Linked DNA regions of Homo sapiens: region 2 is linked to region 1. The links are chromatin loops, found by intact Hi-C in ENCODE. Cell type or tissue: IMR-90. All regions are shown on one strand. Each heading gives the region's core, and the rest is flanking DNA. Links, peaks and the distances in the headings are about the cores only. Region 1 overlaps LOC101928273 (a long non-coding RNA gene). Region 2 overlaps NXPH2 (neurexophilin 2).

Region 1 (15,949 bases), core at 7,016-9,515:
ATGAGTTTCGTATTTGTACATCTAGAGCGGGCAAGAAATCAGAGAAGGTGGGTTTTGTGTCTTTAGATATGCTACAGTTGATAAATCCTAAGATTCAGATATTAACTATTGGATAAGCTCTTGAATTTCCCATAACTTCAGCTTTGAAGCCATTCATTACCTTAATACTAAGGAAAGAATGTCAGAAAATCCAAAGAGAGAGAATTCTCAGTTATGATTTTTGGACATATAATTGGAAAGAAGTCAGATTTGGCTTTTACAATTAATGCCATATAATGTCACACAAAGTATTTCCTGCAGTGTGCTCAAAGAGGTCAATTTGTGATTTATTTGCCAGTTATAGACCTGAAATTACTGACTTGTGTGTGTAACAATTTAGCTTTAACTTGGGCATTTAATTTAGCATTAAGTATAGCTCCTCTTCAATACTGATCCTTGCCCTGAACAAGATGTCATTTCATAAACCCAATTAAAAATGGTATTTACTGTGGTTTAAATACCAAGGCAGATTAAATGTATTGTCCAGTTTCACAGATCAGCAATGCTTCTCTTCCCATATCACTAGCTCATGATAGTAACATAAGAGACCAATCTGTGCCAGTGGATAGGCCAGAATTAAAAGAGGATAAATATTGCTGTCCTGCCTGAAATAAAACTGGGCACCGAAGGTGTCAGAGAGTTATATACTGTGAAATGAATGTCCCATATATATAAATTTCAGCCTTTTTAAAATAAGGTAGAATTGTTTCTGAAAGATTAAAAACTCTCTTTCCAAATCATTGAATTAAAATATTTAGTCAATAAATAAATCACTGCTATTTTCATCAATATTGGAGTTGTTTCTTCAAGTTTGTGAATTTTCTCAATTAGAAAAAAAGTCTAATTTGTTTAAATAGTGAGAAGTCAACATTGAACTGTTGTCTACTCAGTAGCCACAATTCCTTATTTCTTGTTTACAATGATCATAGATTTTTTATGTTTGTATTGTTGCAACAAGTTCACAGAATATGGATTCCTCTCCCAATCTGAGAGGATGAGCCATAATTGTTCTAGGCCATGAATATTGTAGTAGATTGTATTGTGTGTTCATAATTCTTTGTTCCCTGGCCAGGTTCAGTGTCTCACGCCTGTAATCCTAGTACTTTGGGAAACTGAGGCGGGCAGATTGCTGGAGCTCAGGAGTTCAAGAATGGCCTGGGCAACATGATGAAACAGCTCTCTACTAAAATTACAAAAAATTAGCTGGGTATGCCGGTGCACACCTGTAATCCCAGCTACTTGGGAGGCTAGGGCGTGAGAATCGCTTGAACCCGGGAGGTGAAGGATGCAGTGAGCCAAGATTGTGCCACTGCACTCCAGCCTGGATGACAGAGTGAGACTCTGTCTCAGAAAAAAAAAAAATTAAAAGATGATTCTTTTTCCCTCCCCATCCTTACCATACTTTAATAAGGAAAGAGAATATTTCTCTGTATCATTGACTTTGGGCTTGGCTATGTGATTGCTCTACCCAATAGAATTTGGTAGGTTAATAGTAATAGAAGTAACTAAGCAGAACTTTAAAGAAGCTTCTCCTCTTCAATCTTCCTCAGCATTATAAAAATCAAATGCCCTAAGTAGTCTGTGTCCTTCAACATGGGTCCAGGAAGGAGAGATTCCTGGAGCACACCTGAATCTCATCTGTAGTCTAAGGTAGAACTGCTGCAACCAATTCACAAAACTCACGAGCAAGGAGTAAACACTTGCTGTTATAGGTCATTAACTTTTTGTCATGTTTCTTAAGCATTACTGGAGCAAAAGCGAACTAATACAAACGTTAATGTAATTCCCTTTGCTTGTGATTGATTTAGAGATGAACATTTGTTCTGTTTCCAGCTAATAGAATGTATTTAGGAAGAATGCCAAAGCAGGGAGCTTATTAGTAGGATTTTGACCTCTAATGAAAATGATGGCCATATATATGAAATTTTTTCTTTCTTTGGTTTTATTGTTTAAAGACATAATTATTTAAGTTGTGTTAGTTGTGTGTGATCTTATAACTGTGAGGAATTACATAGAATGAAAATGGAATGTGCTGTGATGGCGGAACAGAAAGAAGTTGGGTGATTGAAATTGTTGAGCTGCTGCAGGAAATCTGGTAGTCTCCATTTCCAGAGGTCTTGTATTGTAGAAAAATTGAATAACTTTATTGCTTAAGTCACTATAAGAATGTCTTCTGTTACTTGCAACCCAATGCACCCAACTAATAAAGTATGTTTCTAGAAATACACTTGCCTTCACTCTTTTTAAGACACACAGACCACATACACACAGATATTGTTAATGGTCTCATACTACATATATTGTACTATTTTTTAACTTAAAAAGATAATATGGGCCAGGTGCAGCGGCTCACATCTGTAATCCCAGCATTTTTGAAGGCCAAGGCAGGTGGATCATGAGATCAGGAGATCAAGACCATCCTGGCCAACATGGTGAAACCCCATCTCTACTAAAATACAAAAAACTAGCTGGGCATGGTGGTGTGTGCCTGTAGTCCCAGCTACTTAGGAAGCTGAGGCAGGGGAATCGCTTGAACCCAGGAGGTGGAAGTTGCAGTGAGCTGAGATCACAACACTGCACTACAGCCTGGTGACAGAGTGAGACTCCGTCTCAAAATAAATAAATAAATAAATATAATATGATTTTTATATTATAGCACCTGTACATTACAAGACTGAAATCTGTCTCATTTTTTAAAGTAACTGCCTAATACTTTGTGCATGAACATCCCATGCCTTCAAATTGAATTGAGGATCAACCTCAGTTAGATATTTTCATAAAATAAATTTTAAAACATATAAAAAGATGAAAAATATGAGGGAAACATTAAGTGAAATAGAATTTGAATTCATAAGTTGTGATATCCACCTAAATGAGTCACCAAGAGATAAAACATGAAAAATGGAAAACAAAAACAGAAATAATAGAAGAAAACTTTAAAAGGTAGAGAATAACGAAACACATGCTATAATGTCACCACCCAGTCAATGCTAAGTTAAATGGATTTGTTGAGAAGACTACAAAGCAAGTATAAATGTTGAGTATGTGTGTGCACATGTGTGTGTATGTGTGCAGCCCTATATAAAATGTTTTAAAAATCACTTTTATTGAAATATTGCATAAGCACATCTAAGAACAAATTTTAAGACTGATGAATTTTTACATTGTTAACACAGCCATTTAACTATCAGCTAAGACAGGAAAAAAACATAATCAGCCACTGTCACCTTGTTTTAGATTCACTATCAATCATTACTCTTTTTTAATTTGAGACAGAGTCTCAGTCTGTTGCTCAGGCTGGAGTACAGTGGTGTCACCTTGGCTCACCGCAACCTCCACCCCCAGGTTCAAGCAATTCTCATGCCTCAGCCTCCCAAGTAGCTAGGATTACAGGCACCCACTGCAATGCCCAGCTAATTTTTGTAATTTCAGTAGAGACAGGGTTTTGCCATATTGGCCAGGCTGGTCTCGAACTCCTGGCCTCAAGCAATTTGCCAACCTCAGCCTCCTAAAGTGCTGGGATTACAGGCATGAGTTACCATGCCTGGCCCATTCCTCTTTTTTTAATACCCCAGGCAACTAATATCCTAATTTATCATACAAGAGATTGGTTTTGCCTGGGTGTTGAACTTTACATAAAGGGAATATCAGTACATTATTTGCCATATTGATCTATGTTGTTTATGTAACAATAATGCATATTTATTCATTGTTCCATAGTATTCCGTGTAGAAATAGATCACAATTTAGTTGTTATTTCTTCTACTAATGGATATATTAGGGTTGGTTTCAGTTATTGTTATTATGAATATGATGCTTTAAATATTCTTGTTTTTTTAAGTAAAAATATGTGCAGATTTATAGCTGAACAGAAAAAGCTCCGTCTTTTAACCTGGATATCTGGATTTTTTACTCTTGGTGAAGATAACTGCAATGAGATTTATCACGTATGATTAAAAGTCAAGAAATGATTCCTGGTAACCTGCAGGGTCTGTTTTTTACTGATGGGTTACAGCTGGCCTAATTGGTTTGAGAAACCTAGCTTGATTACATGGACAAGGAGACACAAAAGGGTTGTTGAGAATTTCTCCTCCAAGCCCTCCTGAAAGCAAGATTCCTAGCACAGAATCATGGTGGTTCACACTGGAGACAGAATGCACACTCTGTGTCTGTGAATACTTGGAGCCCTGGGTAGCTTTCAACATTGGACGTCTTTCAGACTCCCAGTCCATGCCTGCACTCTCACTTGCTGCACCATATCCTTTGCCTTTAAATAAAAGCCCCATGTAAGTATGTTCTGTGGAATGTGGTGGTTCCTTTCAAATATCCAAACAGGAAGCTTTTCGGTATGTATACATTTCTATTGAGAATATACCTAAGAATGAACTTGCTATTTGCTGGTTCGTATATATATATATTTATATATTGATCTTTAGGCAAAATTTGCAAGTAAAATACACAAAAAAATTCTTGAGCCATTAGAGAATAAGTTACTGACCTGATTCCCAATTATCACCAAATATTTTGGGGTTTATTCTTTACAAACAGGATTTATCCTTCATGTTCACAACACAACTGTCAGCATTGGTTGTATTCCCACTAATACGCTGTTACTGTCTAATCCTCAGACCCTATTCAAGACCCTGGCACTCTACATTAAGTTACCCCTGTGTGTAGTTACCCTCTTCACTCTACTCTGGCTCCAACACCTCCTGCTTGGCCACCCTCATTCTTGGATGCCATCCTTGGGCTCCGACCTACTCCCTAGATTATCATCCATTTCACATAGATACTCTTCTCATCCTTCCTGGGCTAACCCCACATGGGCGCTCACCCCACCCTGCTCAGTCAGGCTCTGACAATCCAACCATGCTACATCACTGTGATGATGCCCTTTTCATCTTGCTTGCGTTTTGCCACCACTTCTACGTGGACTCCTTCTCCTGTTCTTTGGCTTCAATACCTGGCACCTTGGAGCCCTCTTAACAGATACCGCTTTCATTCTATTTAGACCAGAAAAATCCCACAATGACCTGCCTTTTCTACATGCAAATCCTTTTCATCCCATTCTGTGCCACTGCCTTACATGGGTGTTCTCTTCCCACTAGCCTGTTGGGTTTAGACACCAGGTGATGGATAATATGTCTATCTGGATGCTCCCTCACATTGCTTTGATTCTGACACCCCACATGGGTCACCTACCTGCATTGAAGCCCTCACTCAGTGTGGCTTCAATCCACATGAGGCAGCCTTCTTCTGTAGACAGAAGAATTGACCATTTTTCCCTATTCTAAAAATTTACCATTTCCCCAAAGAGCATGGGTTTCTTTCATGGAGAAATAGTGTTTGGATACAAAGGTCTAGAGGCCAGGTGTTCTAGGTTCTCTGACTTCACAAAGCTAAGAAATACACATGCATATACCAACCAAAGCATACCGTAAGGGTAAAATGGTGACTTGTTTGAGGTTGGAGCTCACTATCTCTCCATCCCCCTTCCTTAGAGTATTTCCTTGAAATCTTAATGGGTCCAAATAACAGGTTTGCCTTTTTGATTTTGCAATGGAATAATGGGGACTTTCTGACACTTGGAATTGTAAGCAAATGCCTCCAAAACTTACTTGGGAGTTTTCACTAGAGGACTATCTTAGGATGTAGCCCTTTGTCTCTTGAGGAGATGAGAAGTTATTCTTTCTTCTGCTTTGCTAAATGAATTATGTGAAAGTCTGTCTAGACTTTTTAGTCACTTTTGTAGTACCTACGTGCATAGAAATCTGACTATGTTCATGTAGTAATAAACTGTGTTCTCTTTTCTAGGTTGGTTCAGAGAGGTCTTTGTTAGTATTATTTTATTTCCAACAAATATACACCCTATATTTCTGTATTGTTACTTTCTAGAGATGGATGACTTTGGATGGTCAAATATTGATAGAAAGGCACTAGTGAAAAGTAATTCAGAAAAAACACATTTACAGATTTGGTGACAGGAAATAAAGAATTTTTTCATGTTGAGCTCCAATTATATCTGAAAGGTAGAAGGGAAGTCATTAATTGAGAGTATACATGGAATTGGAGGAGGAAGTTTTGAGAAAAGTGGAGGCTTATAAAATTAAAATAGTTGTTTCCAATAATGTGAAATAGAACTGATTAAAGAACAAAGCAGACATGATTGCCGAGGAGTCTCTCAGATGAGTTCACGTTGATCACTGTAGTCTATTGTTTCACAATAACTCATTCCAAAGCAAGCTGCATATTGGATTCACCTGGGATCTTTTAAGATATACTGATTCCTAGGTCCCACCTGCAGAGATTCTGTTGTAATCACTCAGGAATCTGACATCAGCATCCAGATTTCAAAAGTTCCCCAAGTGATTCTAAAGTGTCCTGAACACCAAGAACCATTGACTCAGATAGAATGTTCATCACTTTTACTGTTTTCCACAAAAACCTACCCATGTAAAGCACTTGTGAGGATAGAAAAGTTTATTGAAAATTAGAAATTGAGAGTTGAAATGGCAAACAAATTTAGTCAAATTAAATTCTGAGTTTTAAAATTTTCCTGTGGCCACCCCAAGAGTGTGGAACTTTCTCTGGGCCTTCACCCCATTGTCTCCAAACTCAAATCATTTCACTAACTCTTCTCCACCTCCCAGTCTCTGTTTTCTGCCTGCCTCTTCCTAGTCTACCTGACTCTGGGAACTATAGGTTGGTGCAAAAGTAACTGCAGTTTTTGCCATTAAAATTGATGTCAAAAGCCACAAATTACTTTTGCACCAACCTAATAAAACTTCTCACTCCATTACTCAGAGTGGTTCAGCTCTCACTGACAACCTGGTGTGCTCCATTTTCCTTTAGCATGGACTATAGCTATTCATCACTTTTGAGAATTTTTAAGAGGCAATATTCTTGCATGTGATCTGGTTTATAGAACCAGGATAAAAGGTCAATGCTGACTCCAGAGTTTTGCAGTCCCAGGAGCTCCTCAGAAATATGTGGCAGAGACAGACCTGCAGGATAAAGACAAGATATGCATTCTTTTCTCATTCACTCCATAGATAGCTAGTAACAGCCTACCATATCTTAGTTCAATGAAGGAAAAAAGATAGACAAATAGATACAGTAGAGTGTAGTCCATATAATGGTTTAGTATACACAGGAAGTATACAAGTACAGTAACATCTGGACAAGCTAGAGGTTGGGAGAAGAAGGGAATTGAGAGAGCATTGCAAGAAGTGAAGAACCCAGGGTTTGAGCTAGCCTCCTGAATCCACATGTATAGAGCTGTAGAATTGGAATACTACAAAGGATGTTAGAAATCATCTAATCTAATCACCCTTTGTTACAGATTATAAAATAGAAGTCTCATAGCCTAGGAGTTGAACTGAATTGCAGAAAGTCCCATAACAAGTCAGGGGCAGTGCCAGGATTAAATTGGCATCTGGGTTCATTGACGACTGGCCCAGTGATACTCCCTCAACAGGTGAATTTCTAAGGTTCTATGAGCACTACTACAGGAGGGAGTAGCCCAGCAATAGGGTCTCTGGTGGCAGTAGAGGCCTAAACCTACATGGCTTACACCTCTGTCTGCAAAGTGACTGACTCATTTCAGCCATATCTGTGCACTCTGCAGTACCTCTGCTCAGAAGGTACCACTGGGGGAAATGCTAGATAGATAATTTGACTTGAGCATAGAGTGGGAGGGAAGGGCACATACTGAAAATAGGGAGGAGAATGAGAAACCTGAATCAAGAACCAGCCTAACAAATATTATGCCTTTGAATTATAAAGCAGGCATATGGTCTGGCTTTAGAAAATTACAGGACAGCAAAGAAGAGCAAATAAGACTAGAAAATTGTGACTTTGGGACCTTGTGTCTGAAATAAATGGAGAGACACTTTGGGGAGTGGCAGGCAATGAAAACACATCTACCATCTGAGGAGGTGACTTAGAGAAATTCAAAACAGCATTTTTTTTAAGTCCAATTCAAATATAGTCAAGTGAGGGAGGGTAGATCATTCATTCGCAACTCACTGTGTTTAGTTTCTTAAAAGCTGGCCGAATTAAAAAAAAAAAAACATTTTTGAATGGGGCAGTTCTAGTGTCAGTTGTTCTCACTTTTCCTTTTTACTTACCCACTACTAAAAACTACCACAGAGACATTCTCTACATTCAGTTACTTAGATTTACTTTTCCCACTTTCCACATTTTTAATTATAGCCTAGGAAACTTCTTTGCTTGGAGAAAGACATTCTTATATTAAAACATAAAACTTTTCGCAAGCATCCGCTAAGTTCATCCAGAAAGCAATTTCTTCATTACACACCAGAGGTCAGTATTGGATTATTAATTTACACGAGCTGTTAATTTTTACTTTCCCAGTAATAAAAATGAGAAACAAAATACCAAAAATTGTTATTGTATTAGAGATTTGGTGTTAGTTCCTTAAGCAAGTATCATCTGTGCAGACATGCATAGATCATTAATGGCTTAAGAAAAATACAAAAGAAAAAGAAAAAAGCCATCACAATGAAGGTGGTCTTTGTTCTTCAGGAAGGTGGCCTTTGTTCTTTAGGAAGACATCCATGACTCATTCCAGGCACATTAATTATGCCGCTTTTACACAAAAGTTAGTTACTCTTATATGTGAGAATTGTTCACAACTAGCAGTATTAGTGGACATGCTGGCAGTGAATTGGAAAGATAATGATAGTTTTTAGAGTCTTATTCAAATCTGCATATCTACAATAGTGTAACAGTTTGGGATGGCCAAAGTTACAGATAATTTGGACAAATAAAATACGGGCCCAGCAGTAAAATAATGACTGTATCTCCAGAAGCTTTAAGATTAAATGGAAAGAAGAAAAGACTAAAGGCAGATCAAGCTATCATGCTGACTACAGACATATTAAAGGCTTTCCACAGAAAGAGAAAATAAATTAGTCTTGTTTTACTCTAGTCAAGAGGGTAGAATTATAGAACTGGAGATTGCAGCTGCATATAAGATAGAATTTTTTTTTTTTTTTTTTTTTTTTTTTTTTTGAGACGGAGTCTCGCTCTGTCACCCAGGCTGGAGTGCAGTGGTGCGATCTCGGCCCACTGAAACCTCCGCCTCCCAGGTTCACACCATTCTCCTGTCTCAGCCTCACAAGTAGCTGGGACTACAGGTGCCCGCCACCACTCCTGGCTAATTTTTGTGTTTTTTTTTTTTTTGTATTTTTAGTAGAGACGGGGTTTCATAAGATAGAATTTTTAAGACTCATAGCTATTCCAACATTTTTGCCTAGGGTGCTATAGGGAGTGCCAACATCTAGTATCAGAACAAACTAGATGAATGCCAAAAGCTCTTCTATTCTAAGGTTATATGAGAAGGTGATTATGATGCCAAAGAGTAAATATTCCACAAATTCCAAACCTCCTTCCAGGCATATATATTCGGGTGGCACCTGCTTTAAGAAGTCTCCCTTAATCTGCCAGAATACAGTTTGCTCGTGCTTCTAATACTATGACCATATATTGTCTTTTGTCATCTTTTGAACCATATTGTACATTTATGTATTATTTAGCTTTGTGTTGTTATGTCTTATCTAAAACCAAGATTCTTCTTTTAGGAATACATGTTATTTTATCCTCTATGACACCTAGAACAATACGATGGAATTAGTAGATACTCAGATAATATTTGCAGTCTGAACCTATTTCCTTATCTATAATGTAATGAATAAAAACACCCACTTTACCTGCCTCACTGAGCTGTTTTGAAGATCAAATGAAATAATGTGCCTGAAAGCACTTTGAAAAGTATAAAGTATTATACAAATGTAAGGCATTATTATTTCAGAGGGGGGTTCTCTCAGTTATAACCTCCATGTCAGCTTGAACATAACAGCAATAAAGGAACATTTTTTAAAACTTAATCTGAAAAGAAACTTGTCCCTTCTGGGCACAAATTATAAAACTCCCCAAAAAATGTTTGTATGTATTTTTGTTTGTTTCTAAATAGTATAATGAGCTGTGGTCTTTCAGGGAAAATGTTGTTCTGATAGAAGTAATTCACAATGTAGAAAATTGCCCTTGTGTACTTTCAGGAAAGAATTGCAAACAAATGAGCTATTTTGTCTTCTCAAGCAAAGGGACTTCCCAAGCATGGGTAGCAGCTGTTCAAGTCCATCTGGTCAAGAATTCACTAAGATCATAATATGAAAGTTGCTCAAATGCAGATTTGCACGACAGCCTGCAAATGCTCCTTTTGAGACGAAATGGTTTCTCAGGCCAATAATCTGCATGTTTAAAAGTCTTTAAATACAAGTTTATGGAATAATTCATAACAGCTTTAAGGAACTATCATGGTACACTGGGAAAGTGTTCCATATTGCAGGATAGATTTCTTCTGTTGGCTGGTGAGCATTTGTTTATAGTCTGCCTTGACTGTATCACAATTTTATAAGTAGTTCTTTTATTTTTTAAAAAGCAACATTTTGGGACAAAATATTGTGAACAAATAAGGAATATGACTATATTTGTGAAACCCCTTGTTAATTTCCAAGTGATATTTTAAACCTTGAATAAGACATGTATGCTCATAAATAAGGAGGGAAAAGAAATAATTAACTCAATGTTCATAAGAGCTTCTCAGAAAATAAGAAAATAAGAAAGAGATAAGTGATAGAATTATAATCTGCATTCTACCCTAATAGTATCTTTGCATCACTTCTTAAGCTTTGTTTAGTATTTTAACATGCCGTTTCTTATTACATGTGAAGAATGCTGTGAGGTAGCATGTCAATGTTTTGCAGATGAATAAACTGATGTTAAAAGAGGTTAAGTGACTGATTTTGTACTTCCATTATCTCGAAAGCGCAACTAAAACTGCACTTAGGATTGCCACTCCTGTCTGGGGCCATGGCTTTGGTCCTATTTTCTGCAAGCCTCTGGATGACCTCTGTCCACCCACTGCCTTTGAGTGCTCTCCTCACCTTGGCCTTCCTCCCTGGTTTTAGTCCAACACCTGTCACCGCTCTTCAGAATCCTCATGAAACTTCAGGAAAATTGACTGGGTAGGGCTTGTTTCAGAATTATCCTCCAGAATTCTAGGGCTGATTTAGAATTCAGAGAAAGAAACAAAAGCGCTTATCAAAGTATCTGTTCTAGAGGTAAGCTCAGAGGCACCATGGCAATCCCCACATTTCCCTAGGATATCTTCAGAAATACCTGATATTGCCATCTCAGGCCCAGATATCATCCATCAGCTGAAGGCCATGGGCAACATTCACATCTTCAGAGTAAAGACTGTTTTAGAAGTCCGTGGGCAATCACCAGTCACACAGGGAGTTCCAGGGACCAGCCAGTTGTTCCTTTCATGAGTTAGGAGGCAGTAAGGACATCACAGTGATCATTTCCACTGAAAACGCAAATGTAATCCACTCTGCTACTCAGCAGTTAATGCTGACTTTTGAAAATTATAAAGCAATTATCACCATGGTCTCCTTCTAGGTTTATCAGTGCAGTCAGCTCAGAAAACTTTCATTCCTTCAGTATATCCAGCTACAGCTAATCAGAAAGGGAACAATGAAAACAGGCTGACATTTGATTCAGAGGTTCTGGAAAGAAAGTGGACCTGGCAACAAAGTGACTGCACTTAGAATCCCCCAACCTAATGTATTCAGGGTCCAGAGTAGACCATCTGGGGCTACAGGGGAGAGAAGCCAGTTTCAGAGGCTATTATAAGCAGCTCTGATTAACATCTTAGGACCACAAGACAAATTATCATTGGTATTTGGAGGCAAAAGGTCTTGGATGCTCTGGGCCTGGGTGAATATCTGGGTCTAACACAATTCTCAGAAAGGCCCTCTGGGTCCATTCCCGATGTGTTAACAAAATGCCTGAAACACAGTGGGGTTTGAACAAATGATAGAATGAATGTTTATGGAAGGACAATTGTCTGACCTCGTCTACTACATCCTTTAAAGAAAGGTTCTCAGAATTTATGGTTAAAGTATTGTATAGGTTGAGCATTCCTAATCCAAAAATCTGAAATTCACATTTTTTGAATACTGACACGATGCTCAAAGGTCCTGCTCAAAAGGAAATGCTCATTAAAGATTTTCAGATTTCAGATTTTTGAATTTGGGATGTCAACCAGTAAGTTTAATGCAAATATTGAAAAATTTTTTAAAAATCCAAAACACATCTTGTCCCGAGAATTTTGGATAAGGAATACTCAACCTGTATTTCAATTGTTTGCTTGTTTGCCCTGTCATCAAAAATGACCCAGGTGCGGTGGCTCATGCCTGTAATCCCAGCACTTTGGGAGGCTGAGGCGGGCAGATCACTTCAGGTCAGGAGTTGGAGACCCGGCCGGCCAACATGGCAAAACTCTGTCTCTACTAAAAATAATTTTAAAAAAATTAGTCTGGCATGGTGGCAGGCTAATTTTGTAATCTCAGCTACTCAGGGGGCTGAGGCAGGAGAATTGCTTGAGCCCAGGAGGCGGAGGTTGCAGTGAGCCAAGATTATGCCACTGCACTCCAGCCTGGGTGAGACAGTGAGACTCTGTCTCAAAAAAAAAAACAAAAAAGAAAAAAAAGAAAGAATGAATGAATGAGTTTCTTCAAGAGAGATATTGTAGCTTTTTCATGTCCATCACTCCCATGTATAATATCGTTCCATAACAACTCAGTCCTTATGAAACTCCATTCAGTAAGGACTCAGTTTTTTCAGAATGAACAGACCAAGTAAGACCAATTAATTACTTATTGTCATGTAGCTCAGATGAGAACGGGCTGGGATTTGAGAAAAGGCTCTGTTACTGAATAGGATCTGGGTGGATGGATTCCATCACAGATGTAAAGCGAGGCTACAGTAGCCTGTCCAACAGGATCAAGGGATAGCAGGTTGTAGTTCAGATAAGTAGATACCCACGGAGGGTTGCAAATGAAGTGTTGGCCTGTCCAAACAGTTGGATGCAGTATGAGACAATTCATCCTTACAAGAAGGATAGCAAATTGAAATTAGGAATATTTGGCATTTCAGAGGAGGGTCCAAGACAGTGGTCCAGGATCCAGGACTGGGATACCCCTTCCTGAGGACGATCACAGGTAACAAAAGAGGATCAAGTTGAGGAATCAGACTTGGGTGCTGAGGAATCAGACTTGGGTGCCCGGAGAGCAGGAGACTAAGTAACACTGAGATCCACTTAGCAGAACCAGGGTATTTTCTCAGCATTAGCTCAGAGACAAAGAAAAAAATGATGAAACCATAGCTTATAGACATGTAGTCATGTAAATCTCCTTAGCATCATTTCAGGATTCATGCTGAAAGTTAAGGCAATGGTGAAGCTGCAGGAGGGCTTTAGGTGGTCATAGCTCAGGAAGGAAGGGTCTTTCAGAGACTAGAAACTAGGCCTGAGCTAAAATATTTGCAATCTTGGATTTGCTTGAGGATGTTCATTCTACTAACAAACAAACGCCAATTTAATTTCCTGATGTTTATTTCAGGAGGTTTACAAGAACTAATTTCCTTGGAAGTGATTTTTTAAAACATCCATTGTAGAAAATTCTTTTTCTCACTTGTGAACACCTCTGAGAAAGAAGTATTATTTATAAAAGTTGGTACCTGTTGAACTATTACAGAGTTGCGGGGAAAAGCCTTCACAGGGTTCACAAGAAAAAGCCTTCTCCAACTATGCCTTACAGACGTATTCTTAAAATAATGACTTGACATATTTATATGTACATCTTTAGCTTAATATCTTACCTAATTGTCCAACAAACTAATTCAATGTTGTTTGCAATACATTAAATGAACAGAAGATAAACTGGGTAATAGAGAATCCAGAGAGCCTAGTGGCCCATGAAATCACTGGATTTGCAAAGTGATTTTCTCTTCAGCACCGTGCACCATCTGAGAACAAAATCTGTCGGCAAAGCACTTTAGTGGCAATCAATGGATCAGAATATAGAGACATTAGGAATGCCACATGGGGTCCAACCAATGGTCCATCCAGGCCAGCACAAAGGCAACATGAGAGGATTTTGGAGAGTGAGGTTGCTCGGTGCGGTATCAGTTTATAATGTTGGGATTATTTAACATACCTTCCCGAAATCATTTTGTGAACTAACATGTAACTGTAATCTATCATTTTATACAAATCCCTTGATTTTTTCCCACAGCTCACCCTCTTTGTGTTAGAGTTCCATAAAGGTAATGCCCAATATGTGAAGAGAAAATTAACATTCCCCTTTTTCTACTTGAAGACTTCCAAACATTTCCTGAAACTTAAACACTTACTGATTCTTTAAACTATCCCCATTCCACTTTTCTCTGCAGCAAGTAGCTCTCAATGTGTGGTCCTCAGATGGGCAGCATCCACTGGAAAAGTGCTAGAAATGCACATTCTCAGGCCTCACCCGAGATCTGCTGAAACAGAGGCTCTGGGGTGGGACCCAACAACCTGCATTTTAACAAACCCTCCAGATGACTCTGAAGCATGCTCAAGACTGAGAACTACTGCATTATGCTAAATTTACCCACCCACCCTCTGGCAAAAATAACGTCTAATTGCATTTAACTTTTTAGTTTGATGAGTACTTATCTTGGTGTCTTTTAATTCACCTGATGTTTCTGTTGCTAACAAAACCAACAAAAACAATGTAAATTTGGTATACTGAAATACAAAATAAGAGTGAAGGAGAAAACATTGGTAGTGAAATCAACTACTATAAAGCAGTTTGGGGCAATTCAGTTTAGAGACAGGCATTATACCTCAAATACCCAATGAGCATCACGTTATAAAAGCATAGCTCCAAAGATGATAATTTCAAATGAGGACCCTTAAGTCACAAAGAGAGGATTAGCTCACATTCATTATTTCCAAATTTCCCTCACCAAAGCACAAATTATTAAGGCATTTTTGAGACATTTTTATCAAAATGAAAATAAATGTGTTTCACAAATAAAGGAGCAAACTGAGATATATGAAATATTTACTTGTTTGAATATCTGAAGATACTAGAAATGTGTCCTTAATTTACTCTGTTTGTCTTACATGAAATGTAAACCAATGCTATCCATTAGCTCTTAAACATGTTCCACCTGGTGCATGTTGCAACTGCTCCAGCCCTGTTGTATAGGACAAGACTCAGTTTTTTCAGAATGAACAGACCAAGTAAGACCAATTACTTATTGTCATTGAAGTTTGTGGTTTTTGATCAAATTTTATAAGAGCACAATATGATGTGTTTAATCATCATGGTGGCCACTCTTTATACATGACTTTTTAAAAACTTAAATGCAAACTTCACAACCTTTGCCTCATACTGAATGAGGCCTCATAACAAGCCCTCCAGATGACTCTGTACCAGTAGAAGTACTGGTACCTCAGTACCAGCAGAAGTCTGATTTCATATTCAATGAGTATTTGTTGAAGGAGAATATTTGTGCCTGTGTTCTGCTGGGCATTTCTGAAGGATATTGACCAGGACAGCATATAAATCCTATCCTAGCTGTGACCTAGATTGGCACAATGGCAGAAGGAATATCTCTGAGAATTTACATCCTGGGAGAGGCAAATTATTCAATCAGTCAACTAAGGAGCAAAACATTGCTAAATTCAACCGGAAAAAAAAGTTGAAATTTTCTCATATTCTCTGTCATCTAATATCCGGTATGTTTTTATCCATTCAGTTACTCTTCTCTGGATTTCAAATAGAATTTCTAATAATAAATGTGCACCAATTCTATCATCAGGCTATTTATGTTCTTTATATTTCTGTTCTTGATAATTACATGCTAGTCTTTGAATATGAAGATAATGCTTCTGACCCAATATTCACAATGCATGTGCCTTGAGTTGTTATGTTTTGCAAGAGAAATAAGTTTATATTGATCTGATGCACTCTCTTTCCCAGTCTTCATG
Region 2 (15,949 bases), core at 5,756-8,255, 800 kb after region 1:
CTAATCTTAAACTGTAATTATGTGTTGGTTCATATCGGTGGTTGAACCACAGTGGCGCTGATATCTTCTAACTGCAGGAGAATTTCACATCTGTTCTCATCCCCTGGAGTCTTGAGCAAGACGTGGTGCTGGAAAGGAGGCAGTTTGAAAGAGATGTAGAGAACGGCGTTTTAAGAAAAGCGACAAAGGCAGGCAGGAAGAATTATAAATCTGGTAAATAGACTCAATTGTAAAACTATTCATGATAATACCTTCTGGGGAAAAAGCGAAAGCAATCAAATAGGAAGCATGCCAGGTAACAGTGCTGTTGTCAGGTTGGGAGGATCTTAACTGTGCAGTAGCTCGTGTAATTCTAGGAGCGTTTGCAATCTGCTGGCCCAAGTGGGTGAGAAGTGGGGTGGGGTGGGTTATACCTTGTTTTACGATAAAGGTCAAGAATATCTTTAGCCTGGTGTGGTATCAGCCAGCCTAGGGAATGCCCATTGGTTGGCAGAACTGAATGCAATTATCTGATGTAAGCCATAAATAAGTGAGAAGAAAATCAAAAAGCAAACAGAAAAACAGAGCGGGTTTTAGAAAAGAAATAGGAATACAAAGATGGATAGGAAGGAAGAAGAAAGCAAGGGGGAGAACACACACACCCTGGGGAAGAGCAGCCATATTTTTTGAGCACCAACTACACACAAGGTACTGTAGAAGGAAGGATAAAAAGAAGGGCTGTTCACTGAAGGTTTATTGTATGCTTGGTGATTTGCTTCTTTGGGTCAGGTGGGTATCATCTGCAGCATGCAGATGAGGAGATTGCGGCTTGGAGGGATCAGATTCTGACTTTGAGACCCTGGTTGTCTAATTACTTACTCTGTGTCTTTTTCATTATATGATGTTGCTTTTTAATATTTCAGGGAGATGCAGAAATGAATAAGACACATATCTTTCCTTTAAAGAGCTCAAGGTCTTAGTACAAATCATAAAGCAGTGTCATCCATATGTTACAGAAACTTGCCTCATTCATCTGGGGCTCTGGCTTGCATACGAATCTCCGCTTTGGTAGGTGGGAAGACTCTAGATAACATTTTATTTCCAGGTGAACACCACCCACACAGGCAGTTGGCTTTGACATGGATCAGGCCCTGCCACTGTCTATCATAGGAGAGGTCGGTTACTCCGGTTTAAGGCAAAGCTAGTGTGGAGGAATATCAGGAGAATTCTCTGCAACACAGAGGCCACTTTATCATTTTCCAGAGACTGTTTCTTTTTATTTCCTTCCCCTTCCTTTATTTCATTTTTTCCTCATTTTCTTCTTCCTTTCTCTTTCCTTCTTTCTTTCTTACAGGGTCTCTCTCTGTCTCCCAGGCTGGAGTACAGTGGCACAATGATAGCTCACTGTAATCTCAAACTCCTGGGTGCAAATGTTCCTCCTGCCTCAGCCTTCTGAGGAGCTGGATCTACAGGCACACAGCACCATCCCTAGCTAAATATTTAAGATTTTTTGTAGAGACAGGAAGTCTTGCTATTTTGCCCAGGCTAGTCTTGAACTCTTGGCCCAAGTGATCCTCTCACCTTGGCTTCCCAAAGTGCTGGGATTTCAGGCATGAGCAAAAGCATCTGGCCTGTTTCTTTTTCTGTTAGTGTATTCCATACTTAGGTCCTGACTTGAATAAAACTATAAAATCGTCCAATAGCCTCTTCTCACCTCATGGCTTCCACCCCTACCCAACCACTATCAGAAGAAACTACAAAAGATTCAAAATTTTTCTTGAGTTACCTTCCCACCCTCCCAACCCCCACACAATAAGCTGCATAAATTAACTTGAAGAGAAAAAATGATAGAAATAGAGTGACAAATGAAGCCAGAGGGATGACTATTTCTTTGACAGAGAGTGTTCAATGCTTCAAATACAGTACAAAATGTTGCTGCCTCCGTCTACATTGGATGTGAGAACTAAATTGCCAGGTGCTAAGAACAACAACAACAACAACAAAAAGTGAAAGATTTTTAAATCTTTGAGCAGACAAATAAGCTTTAACAATGGCCAAAGCAAAGAGAAGATAGGGAAGTTTAGGAAGAAGGAAGGGAAAAAGAACTTCTCTATTCTGAGTGTAGAAGGAGGTAAAGCAAATGAATGCTAAATCAAACTTAATGAGAACTAAATCAAAGGATGTTCTATTGACAAATTAATTTGGAAATCATTTAAGAAAAATTGTGCTTTGGCTTTTATTTATGTCTGCTGGAGTGAATGGGCCATGTTCTCTCGCCTGTATTAAATAGCAAGTATTTAACCCAGGAACTTAAAGTCCATTTTTCTTTTATATCGTCAGGACCCAGTGACTGAACTGTTAATAATTTAGCTAATTGAGTAAAACCTAATGCTTCGAGTGTTGATGCAGGGAAATAAAAATTCAAGATTTCCTGTAGATATGGAATGCATAATATTTAATGCTTCAGAGATCATCAGTAAAATAAAATATTAAAGCCATACATACCCTCTGAGAGTCTAACTAATGAACGTCTCCCAGCTGTTGTTGAAAAATCAGCAGCAGCATCAGTACCAATTTCAAGACAAAGCACAGCTGACAGATGTTTGAAGGGATAAATCAGGCTGTACAAGGATTAAAATAATAAGTCCCCAGGGCCTTCTAAAGGCAGAGGTGCCACAGTAAACTATTTCCAGCCACTTGAGTACAAGTGAAATATGCATCCTGGGGGTCATTATCCAGCAACCCAGTAGGCATTGGAGAGGTTCGCATATTACTAAAACCTAGCACAGGTTCTAACCACACTGAGCTTTAAGTAAGGACAGCTTTTACTGTTACTTCTTTGTTTTAAGGGAGTCTCAAGGATTCTAATTCAGTTACAATGTTTGGGACATAATGTGACTAAATGTGAACTTGGCCAATAAAATGAAACATAACAACAGTGATTATGCATGTACATGTTAACCTATGCTTAGCATGTAATACAGTTATTACTAAAATGTATGATAAATAACCTCCTAACTGAGAAACATGCACTTACTGAGAACCCATCATGTGTCTACTCCTGTTTATCCTTTAGCAAGGCAGGTTAGGCGGGATCTTATTTAAAACATAAGAGGTTAGTCCTCTTTCCAAACTTAGGCAACCTCTGACATTCACAGGCTTTTCCTGCGCCACCAGCCTGGACATGACTTTATTACACCACTTGCTAAATTACATTGTAATGATTTGAACGTATGTGAATTGCATTCCCTTGCCCATACCCGAATGTGAACCTATTTAGGGCAAAACCTAGATCAGAGTCAGCTTTTGTCTCACAGACCCTTGACAATGCCTGGGATACAGGATATTTGATAAAGGTCTAGCCTTTTCCTATGTGCTTTGGGAGCACCCGAACTATATGTCAATGTTCCTGACTAAAATGTGTCCTCAGGCTATTAAAGTATAAAATACTAGTAGATATACCATCTTGAAACAAGTTCTATGGAAGGTAATGACTGACAGATATAACCCAGGCTCTGTAAGCCAGGGGCTGGTCACTCCAGCTTTATGTTAGAATCACTGCCCCTTAAAGAAGTACAGTCTACAAACTATCAGCAGTCTAAGATAGATACTTCTGTGTTTGGAAACTTTTATGGCAAGTTGATATTAGAACATTATTTAATCATTTGATTGTGCATGTTATAAAAGCATCAGATTGGCACCTAAACAACAGCTGGTTATTTATACAGATAGTTTGAGAAACACAGTCCTAGAAAGCTTATGCCATCTCAGACCAATTAAATCAGAAGGAGGGGAACTGGGAGCCTGCACATCTTCAAGGTATTTAGCTCCTTTAGAAGATTCTACTGTAGTGATATTTTAAGGGTTTATTTTTTGTTGCTTTTAGAGACAGGGTCTTGCTCTCTCAGCAAGTCTGCAGTGCAGTGGCACAATCATGTCTTAATTGTGCAGCCTGAACTCCTCGGCTCAAGTGATCCTCTCACCTTAGCCTCTTAGGTAGCTGGGACTACATGTGTGCACCACCACGCCCAGCTAATTTTTTTTTTTTTTTTTTGAGATGGAGTTTCATTCTTGTCACTCAGGCTGGAGTGCAATGGCACAATCTTGGCTCACTGCAACCTCTGCCTCCTGGGTTCAAGCGATTCTCCTGCCTCAACTTCCCAAGTGGCTGAGATTACAGGTGTCCGCCACTATGCCTGGCTAATTTTTGAATGTTTTTAGTAGAGACAGGGTTTCACCATGTTGGCCAGGCTGGTCTCAAACTCCTGACCTCAGGTGATCTGCCTGCCTCGGCCTCCCAAAGTGTTGGGATAACAGGCGTGAGCCACCACACTTGGTCTTTTAAAAAAATTTTTTTGTAGAGATGGAGTCTCGATACGTTGCTCAGGCTGGTCTCCAACTCCTGGCCTCAAGCAATCTTCCCATCATGGCCTCTCAAAGTGTTGAGATTACAGGCATCAGCCACCATGCCTGGCCAATAATATTATTAAAAATAAACATTAAGATCCTTTTTTTCCTTCTTGATTTGATATATGGAATTCTCATATTAAATATACGTATATTTTAAGTCATGTCTGAGGCATTTTGAGACAATAAATAATCATTCTTTTAAAAAAGAAAGCTTTTTATAGTAAAGATGAAACAATAACATGTAGTACTATGCTTATTTTGGCAGTCTAAAGACCCAGAGTGTCTTCTGTCTAATCCCTCTTAGTAGATTTTACTCAGTAACTGATTTTGGTGCTGCCATTACAATTTGAGGGAAGTTCCCATTATCTAAATGAATTCCCTGAATTTATTCTACACTATCACTGCCAAGTTGGTCATCCTGCCTGTCTTTGAACGTGGTGTGACAGGGAGCTAACTATCTCCCAAGGGAACCTATTTCATCTTTAAATTCTCTGTTAAAATTCTTGTTTCTACTAAGCTGAAATCTGTCTGCCTAGAACTTTATTCAGTGGTCCTTGTTCTCTCTCTCTTTCTAGAGTCTTACAGAACAAGCTCAGTGATTCTTCATAAAATAAACATTCATATAGCTGAGGATGTTTGTATTACTGAGTAAGCCCCTCTTCGGACCAAATGCCTCCACTTTTTAATCAAAAACCATTCTTCAATTCTCATAACCATCCTGGTGACTTCACTCTGATTGTGATCCTGTTCCTTCATATTCCCCATAAAAATGTAATATGATCAATGAATTCCAGAAACATTTATTAAATCCTTACAATGTGAGAAGGATGCAAAGTTGAAAACCAGGATTTCTGCTCTGTATGTGTTTACAGTTTTATGTATCAGAGTGTTTTAAGGGAAAACAATCTATGCCTGTGGTCTGACCATTACAGAACATACTATGTCTATTAATAAAAAGATAACAAATATTTACTAAGAATTTTCTCTGTGCCTGTTATCTCATTTAGACCTCACAACAACCCTGAGAGGCAGGTATTATTCTACTATCCTTATTTTACAGCTGAGGGAACTGATGCTTAAGGAATTAAGTTGGCAGTGTAAGCAAGAAAGTAGCAGAGCTGCTGTAGTCTATATTAAATGACATGCTCTAGAAAAGTTAAGAAGTTGTTTAAGGATGTTAACCAATTGGCCAGATTAACCAATGTTCTCCATTGGATCTTGCTGATGCCCAAGTATCCCGAATGCACACAGCTGGTGGGCTGTTCTCTAGGATCTATCCAATTATTTTGAATTTTATGTGAGACAGCTGTTTGTCCCCATCCTGTTTATGCCAGTTATAGTTGTCATTTTAATTACGTAACTTAATAAAGTATTTATTAGATAGGCTGATGAATATGAATGAGAAAAAAGTTGTTCTTTATATGAAAATTAAGGCCAGGTGTCGTGGTTCACGCCTGTAATCCCAGCACTTTTGGAGGCCAAAGCGGGAAGATTGCTTGAAGTCAGGAGTTTGAGAACAGCCTGGGCAACATAGAAAGACTTCATTTTTTTTTTAAGTAGGCAGGTGTGGTAGTGTGTACCTGAAGTCCCACCTACTCAGGAGGCTGAGGCTGGAAGATGACTTGAGCCCAGGTGGATGAGGCTATAGTGAGCTATGATTGCACCATTGCATTCCAGCCTGGGTAACACCGTGAGACCCTGTCTTTAAAATAAACTAAAATAAAGAAAAAAAAGTTAAGGTGAATGCTTAGAGAAACTTGTTGCAGATGGGTCTCTTAAAAAATTGCTGTTCAATAAATGAGAGCAAGAAAACTATTAAGAGATAAAAGGAAAAATGTAAAAATTCTAGAAAGATTTAGATTGATTGGAAGATGACTTTAAGTACTTGCCCCATGACAAAAAAAAAAAAAAAAAAGAGCAAGAAGAAGAAGCAACAGCTAGGAATCTTCTTAGATGATTCAATATGGGTGAGTTTTATTTAAATGACAAACTTCAGTCAGGGGATTCATATTCTGAAGGATGATATTCACATATTGTTATAACCAATCAGAACACATATCAAACAAATGAGAACAAAGGCCAGCCACAAAATCCAGATATGGCCATACCAATGTGTACTTGATATGCCCTCAAAGGAAAAGGTTTGATCCTACATCAAATAATTTGTGAAAGAATGAACCTTCAGCATTTAAGTTTAAAAGTTTCATGTATGTTGGATATTTTTATGAATCACTTGTGGCCTGATCTGGGGGGGAGAAAAGCTTCTACTACACTGTGAGTTGGAGCTGGGATCTAAAACTGGGTTGTCTGACCCCAAAGAGCATTTGCTTGACATCTGTGTGTACTGCCTCCAAATGCTTTATGCTATCACTTTCCTCTCACTAAATACCACAGTCTATTAATACAGTCTAGGGTTGCATAAGCATTCTGGGAAGCTTATGCACATTTGGAAAGCTTTTGCCATATTGATGACTCACAACTTTAGTTTATTTTCAACTAAAACTTTTCCATACTTGCTAACCATATATCCTTTATCCTCTGGTGGTGGTGTTCTTTTTGTATCCAAGTGCCAGGTCTTAAAATTATCCCTTGTAACTTTCTTCTCTGTGGATTTGGCCCATCATTCTAGCCTGAGATCCTTTTGAATCCTGTCAGCCAATAGGTCCCTCTCTCTCTAAGCCTCATGTCATTAGCTAATTTAATAAGTAAGACTTGTGTCTGCCCTTTTAAAATCTGACCTTGTCAGAAGACTCCCTGGACAGTCAAGCTGATTACTACAGATACTCCCTCCATTTCTCTCTTACTGAAATAATTTGTGATGGCAGTCACAAATCTGACTGTCCCAAGATGCCAGGGCTGTCTCCTCTTATAGAGCCTCATGTGTGGCACTGTGCTTGTCTTGTCCATAACTGCACTTACCCTACTACACAGGGCATTTAATAAATGTGTTTAAATCACAGAATTTCATTGTTTTTCTGGCATGGGACAACAGGAAAGCCGATCTGGAAAAACAACAATAACAACAAGACAGCTGCTACTTTCCTCAGCCGTCACACACGCTGCCCACTTCACAACTATCTCCCCGGCCATGAACTTGAACTTGAGAGAAGAATGAGTATCAATGAATTAAGATGTTTTAGAAAGTATCTGAACATACAATTGAGCTGGCACTATTTTGTACATCAGGATTTTAATATTGCAAAGGACTGTATTGATTGCCTAAATCTAAAAATAATTTCATTAATGGAAGAAGATGTAATGTGATTTAATATGCAAATTAATGCTGCATTCACTGAAAACTATTAAACCAGCTCATTTAGCAATTTGAGTGAACATTGCTAATACATTTCCAGAGTTTTCTTTTTCCTCTACAATCATACTGAAAACTCCTGAAAGACAACAAATGTCTTTTAGTTCTGAATACTCTATATAGCAGTCTAGAAATAGGCCAAGCTAATGTGAGGTATAGTGCTTATTATTCTTTGAATGTTGTTCTAAATTAAGGAGACAAGTTGCAGAAAAGTTAACTACTGTGAACTGGAAAACCTCCAATTAAGTAGTTGGATTCCAACCTCTCCTTGACTCACAGGCTGGAGGACATTTATCAAAGCATAGGGACATCGGGACTGAAAACAAGGGCTGATTTAGACAACAAAAGCTCTGATTCACTCTCTCCATGTTGACAAAATATACTCTATACCCACAAACTTAAGCTGTGTCCATGCACACACAAACCAGTCTGAAACAAAAACAAGTGAGCATTTAAATTTAGACCAATTATGACAGCAAAAGCTGTGTTCTTTGGCATTCTACCAAACAAAAAGCTTCAGAAACCAGCACTTCAAATACTCCCCTGGTCCACACATGTATTCTAGCAGCAGGGACTGGCAATGGAGCTAATTCCAATCAACGAGGAAGCTATTTAGGTCCCACAAGGCTGACTCTGAGAGTCGCTGGGGGATGCTGGGGTGCTGGCTCCACTCGAGACGGTACAACAGCCCCTTCTATCCTCTCAGGGAAACAGGGGCAGCTGCCCAGGGGAGGCTCACACTGCACTTTCTCTCCCATCCTAAATCCTACAGCAGCCTTCACAGTTTCTCTTTTTATAATTTTATTTTATTTTGGTGAAATAGAGATAACAAAATTTGTCATCTTAACCATTATTAACAGACTTTATTTTTTAGAGCAGTTTTGAGTTCACAGCAAAATTAGCAGCCAAGTACAGAGATTTCCCATATACCCCTGCCCCCCTCCCTACCCACAGCTGCCCCATTACCACCTTTCCCCCCACCAGTGTGGTGCATTTGTTACAATCAATCCTACATTGACACATAACTACCACCTCAAGTCCATGTTTATGTTAGGGTTCACTCTTGCTGAATCCTATGGGTTTTGACAAATGTATAATGACATGTACCCACCATTATAGGAGCATACTAAATAGTTTCACTGCCCTAAAAATCCTCTGTGCTTTGCCTATTCATCCCGTCCTCTCCCCAACCCCTAATTCTTTTACTGTCTCCCTAGTTTTACCTTGCCCAGAATATCATCTAATTGGAATCAGTAAGTACTATTTTCAGATCAGTGTCTTAGTATTTCACTTAGTATTGTACATTTAAAGTTTCTCCATGTCTTTTCATGGTTTAATCATTTCTTTCACCTGTGGAATAACATTCCATTGCCTGGATTTACCACAATTTATTTATCCATTCACCTACTGAAGGATATTTTGGTTGCTTCCTAATTTTAACCTCTTTTATGTGTACAATTCAGTGGCATTACTTGTATTCACAATATTGTGCAACCATCACAACTGTCTATTTCTCAAACTATTCCATCACTTCAAAAAGGAACTCTGTTAAACATCAAGCAATAACTCCCATTCCTCCCAGCCCCTGGTGACTTACTTCCTGTCTCTATGAATTTACTTATTATTTAATATTTCATGTTAGTGGAGTCATACAATATTTGTCCTTTTGTGTCTCACTTGTATCACTTAGCATAATGTTTTCAGGTTTGTCCATGCCGTAAATATATCAGAACTCCATTCCTTTTTACGGCTAAATAACATTTAATTGTATGTATGTACCACGTTTTGTTTATTCATCACCTCTTGATGAATACTTGGGTTGTTCCCACCTTTGGCAATTGTGAATAATGCTGTAATGAAGATTGGTATAAAAGTATTTGCTTGAGTCCCTGTTTTCAATTATTTTGGGTATATATCCAGGAGAGGAATTGCTGAGTTATATGGTAATTCTATGTTTAGCTCTTAGAGAAACCGCCAAACTTTTTTTCAGCAACTCCACTATTTTACATTCCCACCAACAACACACAAGGGTTCCAGTTTGCAGCTTCTCTTAAACCCAAGCAGAGTAGTTAGTTCAAATGAAGGTTATCTTGAAGTTACCTGGCCTATTGATTAGCTGGCATCCTTCCTCCACCCTAGACTCTATGAGATAAATTTTACTATAAGCTATTATAATTTACCACTCTCAGGCCTACAGTTCTCCATTAGTTTCCCTCACTAAGACTTCTGTTTCTATGCTCTGGACCTCATTACTCTCCTAACATAACCTTGATTCACTCGCCGTCTGTTTTCCACCCTGCTGAAGCAGCCCAACACACCTCTGACTCCATAACTCATCTAAACCACCCATGCCAAACACTTTACCCAAGCTGGCTTCCCCGACTTCCTCAGTCTCTCCCCGACCTTCCTTGGGCCACTCAGCATCTGTGCTAATGTCCTCCCTGCTCCTTGGTTCACAGTCATCTTGCTGCCATCTTCCTGGAGCCGGATCCCACTTAAAATGAGGGGAGATGCTCCTTTTGACTCTCATATTGCAAAATGTTATCGCTGCACCATTCTATTTAAAAATCTCACCCAGAGGAGGAAAGCTCACTAATTAATGGACACTTTAATGGAATTTCCTTCCCATTTCTATCACTTTTTTTTTTTTTGAGATTGAGTCTCGCTCTGTCACCTGGGCTGGAGTGCAATGGCGCCATCTTGGCTCACTGCAACCTCCATCTCCCAGGTTCAAGCGATTCTCCTGCCTCAGCCTCCGGAGTAGCTGGGATTACAGGCACCCACCACCACGCCCGGCTAATTTTTGTATTTTTAGTAGAGACAGGGTTTCACCATGTTAGTCAGGCTGGTCTTGATCTCCTGACCTCAAGCAATCCACCCACCTCAGCCTCCCAAAGTGCTGGGATTACAGGCGTGAGCCACCGCGCCCGGCCCCTGTCACTCTTATACCTTCCTTTCATTCATCCATTTGCCTCCATCCTACTTGATGCCTTGGCTATCTCATGACAACAGCTTGCAAACCTGTGTCTGCCTCTAAATTGTACTTGAATTGAATCCGTCTTTGGTTGCAGTATCATATACAGTGCAGATTCTTTTACTCAAACCTATCAATTGTTCTTTAGTTCCTACTCAGTGATTCAAAAGGATGATTCTAGCAGTTCAGGCCTCCCACAAAAGCCCAGTCCACCTTTTCCATGATATCTCCTAACAGACATGTCCCCTCCAGCTCCTGACTGCCCATGTTGGGCACATCCCTTTGTGTCTGCCTCATGACATGGCCTTTGTGGTTCTCATTTACACCGTTCTTTGCTTAATGAACTTCTACGTTTTGTTTAAGGATAGTGTTTCCATGATCACTCTAGCTAGAAGTAAAATGAACATCCTCTGCTGGTCTGGCACAGTTTGTACCATTTGGCTTATGTTTAGTTTCATCTAAAGAGCAACCAGTTAGCTTGGGGTGTCACTAGAAGAGGGCAGATGGCTGGCTGCCAAGTGGTTTCATAGCACCTTGGGACATTCACCAAGGCCAGTATCTGATCTTCAGTTTAGTAGGCTGAGGCACTTAACTTTGAGCAGCACATCCTGGGCAGAACTGCCTCTCAGGAATAAATACACATCACATCAGCTCATGGAACTGATGTGTGTGTGTGCACGTGCATCGCAGAATGCCACTAAATTAATTAATTTACAGCAACAGCTAGAACCTTCATGGATGGAAGTCTGTGCATTACATGAGTAAAACAGTCTCTCCCCAGTGGATAGGCCTGAACCAGAAGCCAATTTAGAATCAGAATTTTTAGTGAGTGTGGAATCAAACCAAACTGCTGGCTTGATGAGTCAAAACAGGAATTTCTCTGTCACAGAGGCTGAACTGCTCATAACCTTAGGCCAAAGATCATTTCCTGTTTCTGGACTTCGGAGTTCTGTCCTCTCTGGGTTGACCACATGTTGACTCAGTTTTACTCAGAATGGCCAACAATACAATCATCACAACATTGCCCCCCACCCTGGGATACTAAGGAGCCTTCAAGTGCAGTTCTGCTTCCCCCAAATTCGGTGGCAGCACAGTATCTTTGGTTTATCCCCTGACCAAATTCAACCACTAAATATGTCTAAGTATACCTGCTTGATTTAACTCCCAGAAGGCAATGCTTCCTTCCCCTCACCCCCTTCCTATGTTCTTGAGAGTTACTTTACTGTTCCACAAAGCATTGGCTATTGTGCCTCTGACCACAAAGTCCACTGCACTATAAACACTTGGGTTCAGCTCTTATCTTCATGTGTGAATGGAAAACTCCATGAAGACTAGACCAAGGCCTTATACGATGGTCTATGTCACACACGGCCTAGCACACAGCAGGTGTTCAGCCAATATTATTGAGAAAAGGAGCAAACAGGGGCTGTATTAGTAAATACTTGTGATAAATTCCTTCCAATTCTTTCTTCTCTCAGCTATATCTAACACTGGTGATGGTCTTCACATGATTTTTAAGTGTTGGTTATTCAAGAAAATCTTCTGAATGAAGAAATAAACTAAATTAATTATCCAAAGCTTCCAGGTCTTCAGTAATTGACTATAGAGAAACAGTCCTTGCTAAGTCCCAAGGGGCCTCCTTCTGGGAGAAGCCTGAATTGAAAGGCCATTCAGGATCTACTTCCCCACTGCCGATGGTTCTTCTGAGATGGATCTGCGACTGGGCTCCTGCCAGCTGCCCTTTGGATTTGGGTCTGACCTCCCTTGATTCAAGCACTGAACCTCAGCAGTCACAGGACAGCATGCTGAATTTTCTAGGAGGATTTGTTGTTGACCCAAACGGTCTGAAGAGGGACCTTTGTACGTTGGGAGTGACAGATTATTTGTCCCCCAGCCATCTTTAGAAGCTTCCAAAGGAAGGGAGACAAGATAAAAGCCCAGTGTACTTCACTCAGAGCTTTGCTGCGTGGTGTTAGGTTATCCAGTGTGCTCAGGATTCATCTCCTGATTTCAGTGAGAGAAATAAAATGAATATAGGAAAGGAAAACATGATATATGTAAAACCCTTTCTAAAGCTGGCTTTAACAGCACTTAAAGTCAACTGTAGAAAACGTTCTGTGTGTGTGTGTGTGTGTGTGTGTTTTAATTGCAAATTGGTGTGCAAAATCTCTGTTTGCTCAGGATCTCCAGAGACTGCCTCATGATGTGTGTTCTGTGATGAGGCCATGGGACCAGGCAGTAGAACTGCGACAGGACAGCAGGGACAGAGGGGAGCTTCTCCAGCCTTTTGTTTCGCACCAAATCACAACGTACTCATCAGGGGAATCCAATGTGTTCCTTATCAAACCTTTCTATTTTCAGCGTAAATTACTGAACAATCCTCCAGATACTGATTTTTATCTGCTTGCTAGATAAATATTAGTTCCTATTGGCACATTCCTATTCAGTGCACCACTCACAAGTTATGTAAACAAAGAAACAAACAAAAAAGCAAAAAAAAAAAAATTTCACTACAACTAATAAAACAAAACAGAAAAAATCAGCAAGAAGAGCTTCTTTCTTTTTTCTTATTGTCATAAAAGTGTAGCAGCTTAAATATATGTCCTAATACAATAAATAGCCCATTTGTATGGTTATTATTGGTTATTTCAGTTCTCAAAATTCATACTAGAATAAATTAAATTTATTTTCTAACTCTGCTTCTCTCTTGCTGTAGGTATGTGCGTACATAGGGGCAGAGGGCATGCTAAGCAAAAGAGCAAATAAAATCTCAGCATAAGATCCCTACAAGTAGTTATATTTTTGTATTTTTGGCTCCCTATTTAAAAAATAGTTATTTGTATTTTCATTAATTCCACAAATATTTATTAAGCTCCTGTCCTATATCCCACTTAATAATGGATATATCTTTTTAAGCTAAATTTCATATCCTGAATATCTCTGAATTACTAGAAATGGGGTAACTTTTCTCATTAATTAGAAGACTTCCAATTTCCACACCTTAGGAAGAACCTTAAAGTCTTTTTGAAGGTTATATTCAATGAGTGACTGCTGGACTCCTCTATCTAACACAGAGACAGGAAGCAGGCAGACTGTGTTCGCTTCCCTACAAATTGGAAATAACACACACTTCTATTACTGGTCTGATAAAAAAAAATCCAAGAAAAAAGGTACTGAAGATCCAAGTCCACCTTCTGGGATAATGGTGTTAATTTCATTGAATTACTTTGCTCCACTATATCCTTATACCAAATTATCTAATTTGTTTCAACGGATTCATGCAAAAGAACACAAGAGCAAAAAGTCCAGTGCCTGAAAGAAATTAGACTATGTACCTAAACAACTTGAATTCATGTCAAATAATATAACATATAATGGCATAATATGTGTATATGTATTTTCCAGAACTGATGAATGACATTAATGTACAGATGATAATTCAGCAAGAATGACTAAAAGAATTTCATGAGTAGACACATTACCGTAAATTTCCTGAACATCAATGGGAAAGTGGAAAAGTAAAACTTAGAAGTGAAATTTGAAGCAAAATATGGGTTAATCATGAGTGATGGATGCATTGGTGTTCTATCAACTCTAGGTACTCTCATCCGAGCATGCTAAAAAGAATTCTATTTCATTGTAGATTCACTACAGTCACTTTGTTTTTTTACTTGAATCCCTGGATATTTACTATAATTGACTATAAGCTAATAGCTCTCTTGGCACAATATTTATTATCTATTAAGTGAGTTTAGAGTTTGATTTTTCACTATCAACTCAATATTTAAAAAGCAGAGATTATTTTATACTGGATACATACAACTATTTAGTCCAGTTATTTAGAGTAGAGTTTCTCAACCTTGGCTGCGACTTATAATTATTTGCAGGGAATTTTTTGAGCCCTTCCTCTAGATTTAATTTGTCATAATGTGTGTCCATACATCAGATTTTTAAATAAATGTATTGAATATAACAAACATCACAATAGCAGGGTGAATTATAACAAAGTGAACATAACCCTGCTTATCAGGGTAAATAAACCAGGGTTTGTTTACCAAGTGCTTTCTCCTCTGAATTGGAGGGGAGAACACCTCTGTGTCACTGGTGGGGCATGTGGACAGGTGGGTTTCCCAGGAGGGCACACTGACTAGAAGCAGACAGGAGGCTGGGAATCCTTACAATAGCCGAAGAAGGAGATCCTTATTCTGGCGGTAGAGGGCTTTCCTGTTTCTACTTCTGGACAAAGCTGTTTCCTTTATATTTTCCCTCTAGAGGTCTAGAGTCACCTAAATCTCCATTTCTTTTCCTTCCCAGGTCCAGGATGTTTACTAGAATCCCTTCCCAGTCTCATCAGCCACCTCTTCAACAGAGAACAGGTCTTGAATTTTATACCAAGGGCAGGAACTCTCCATGCCAGCTATATAGTAGCCTCTCTGTCCTGGGGTGGGGTGAGGGCTAGGGAAATAGCTGGACCAACTATTCTAAAGTTAATTCTTACATATATTGGCAATTGCCTGATGATCTACTTTTTTCTTTGTCCTTGTTGACTTTGTACTTGGAGTTTCTTTGGAAGCTTCTTTGGGAGTTGAGAAAAACTGCTATTATCTCTGGTGTTTCTGGTTTTAGTTTTTCTTACTCTGATTTCTCTCTCCAAAATTTCCTTACACTTCATAGCATACCGAACTCCATTTTTTTAAATAGCAACATTATGTTGCATTATCTTCATATGGATATATCTTTTTATTATTTCTTGAAACCATGATGTTATGGTCTGCATGTTTATATCCCCATAAAATGGATGGTAGTAGGAGACCGGGCCTCGGGGAGGAAACTAGGTTTAGATGGGAGCATGAAGGTGGAGTCCCAAGGGTGAAACTAGTGCTCTTATAAAAAGAGAAAGACTAGAGCTCCCTCTCTCTGCAATGTGAGGCCTCATTGAGAACACGGCCATCTGCAAAGCAGGAAGAATACTCTCACCATACATTGAATCTGCTGGCACCTTGATCTCGAACTTTCCAATCTCCAGAACTGTGAGCAATAAACATCTGTTGTTTCCAGAACTGTGAGCAATAAACATCTGTTGTTTAAGCCCGTCAGTTTGTGGTATTGTTGTTACAGCAGCCTGAGACGACTAAGACAACAGGTATTCGGTCCTTTTCTAGATACCTATCCCTGTTATCCTGAGTAGCCCCTTATGATCGGTTCCACCCAATTGACTGATGTAGCTATTGTTTCTGCTCATAAAGCACAGTGAAAAGCGGCATGACACAGTGGAA

What was found. Hi-C counts contacts between places; a loop is a spot of excess contacts. Peaks named below come from ENCODE experiments on the same cell type or tissue, not always from the same donor. Only the 100,000 strongest peaks of a DNase experiment are listed, where the experiment ranks them.
Region 2: a loop joins it to region 1, with 2.2 times the contacts of the local background. A loop is called at or near these places in 3 of 110 quality-filtered maps.

The regions. Positions count from the first base shown.
Region 1 is chr2:137,902,375-137,918,323 of GRCh38, forward strand. All of the region lies in intron 2 of LOC101928273 (a long non-coding RNA gene), which reads right to left. Among named protein-coding and RNA genes, the nearest start is that of HNMT, 54 kb to the right of the region's middle. In IMR-90, for the core only: a CTCF peak has its summit at 8,358 (motif pointing right); no DNase peak of the experiment used is centred there.
Region 2 is chr2:138,700,809-138,716,757 of GRCh38, forward strand. All of the region lies in intron 1 of NXPH2 (neurexophilin 2), which reads right to left. Among named protein-coding and RNA genes, the nearest start is that of NXPH2, 72 kb to the right of the region's middle. RefSeq lists an enhancer at 11,782-11,871. In IMR-90, for the core only: no CTCF peak of the experiment used is centred there; a DNase peak (open chromatin) is centred at 6,803; H3K27ac peaks cover 162 bases.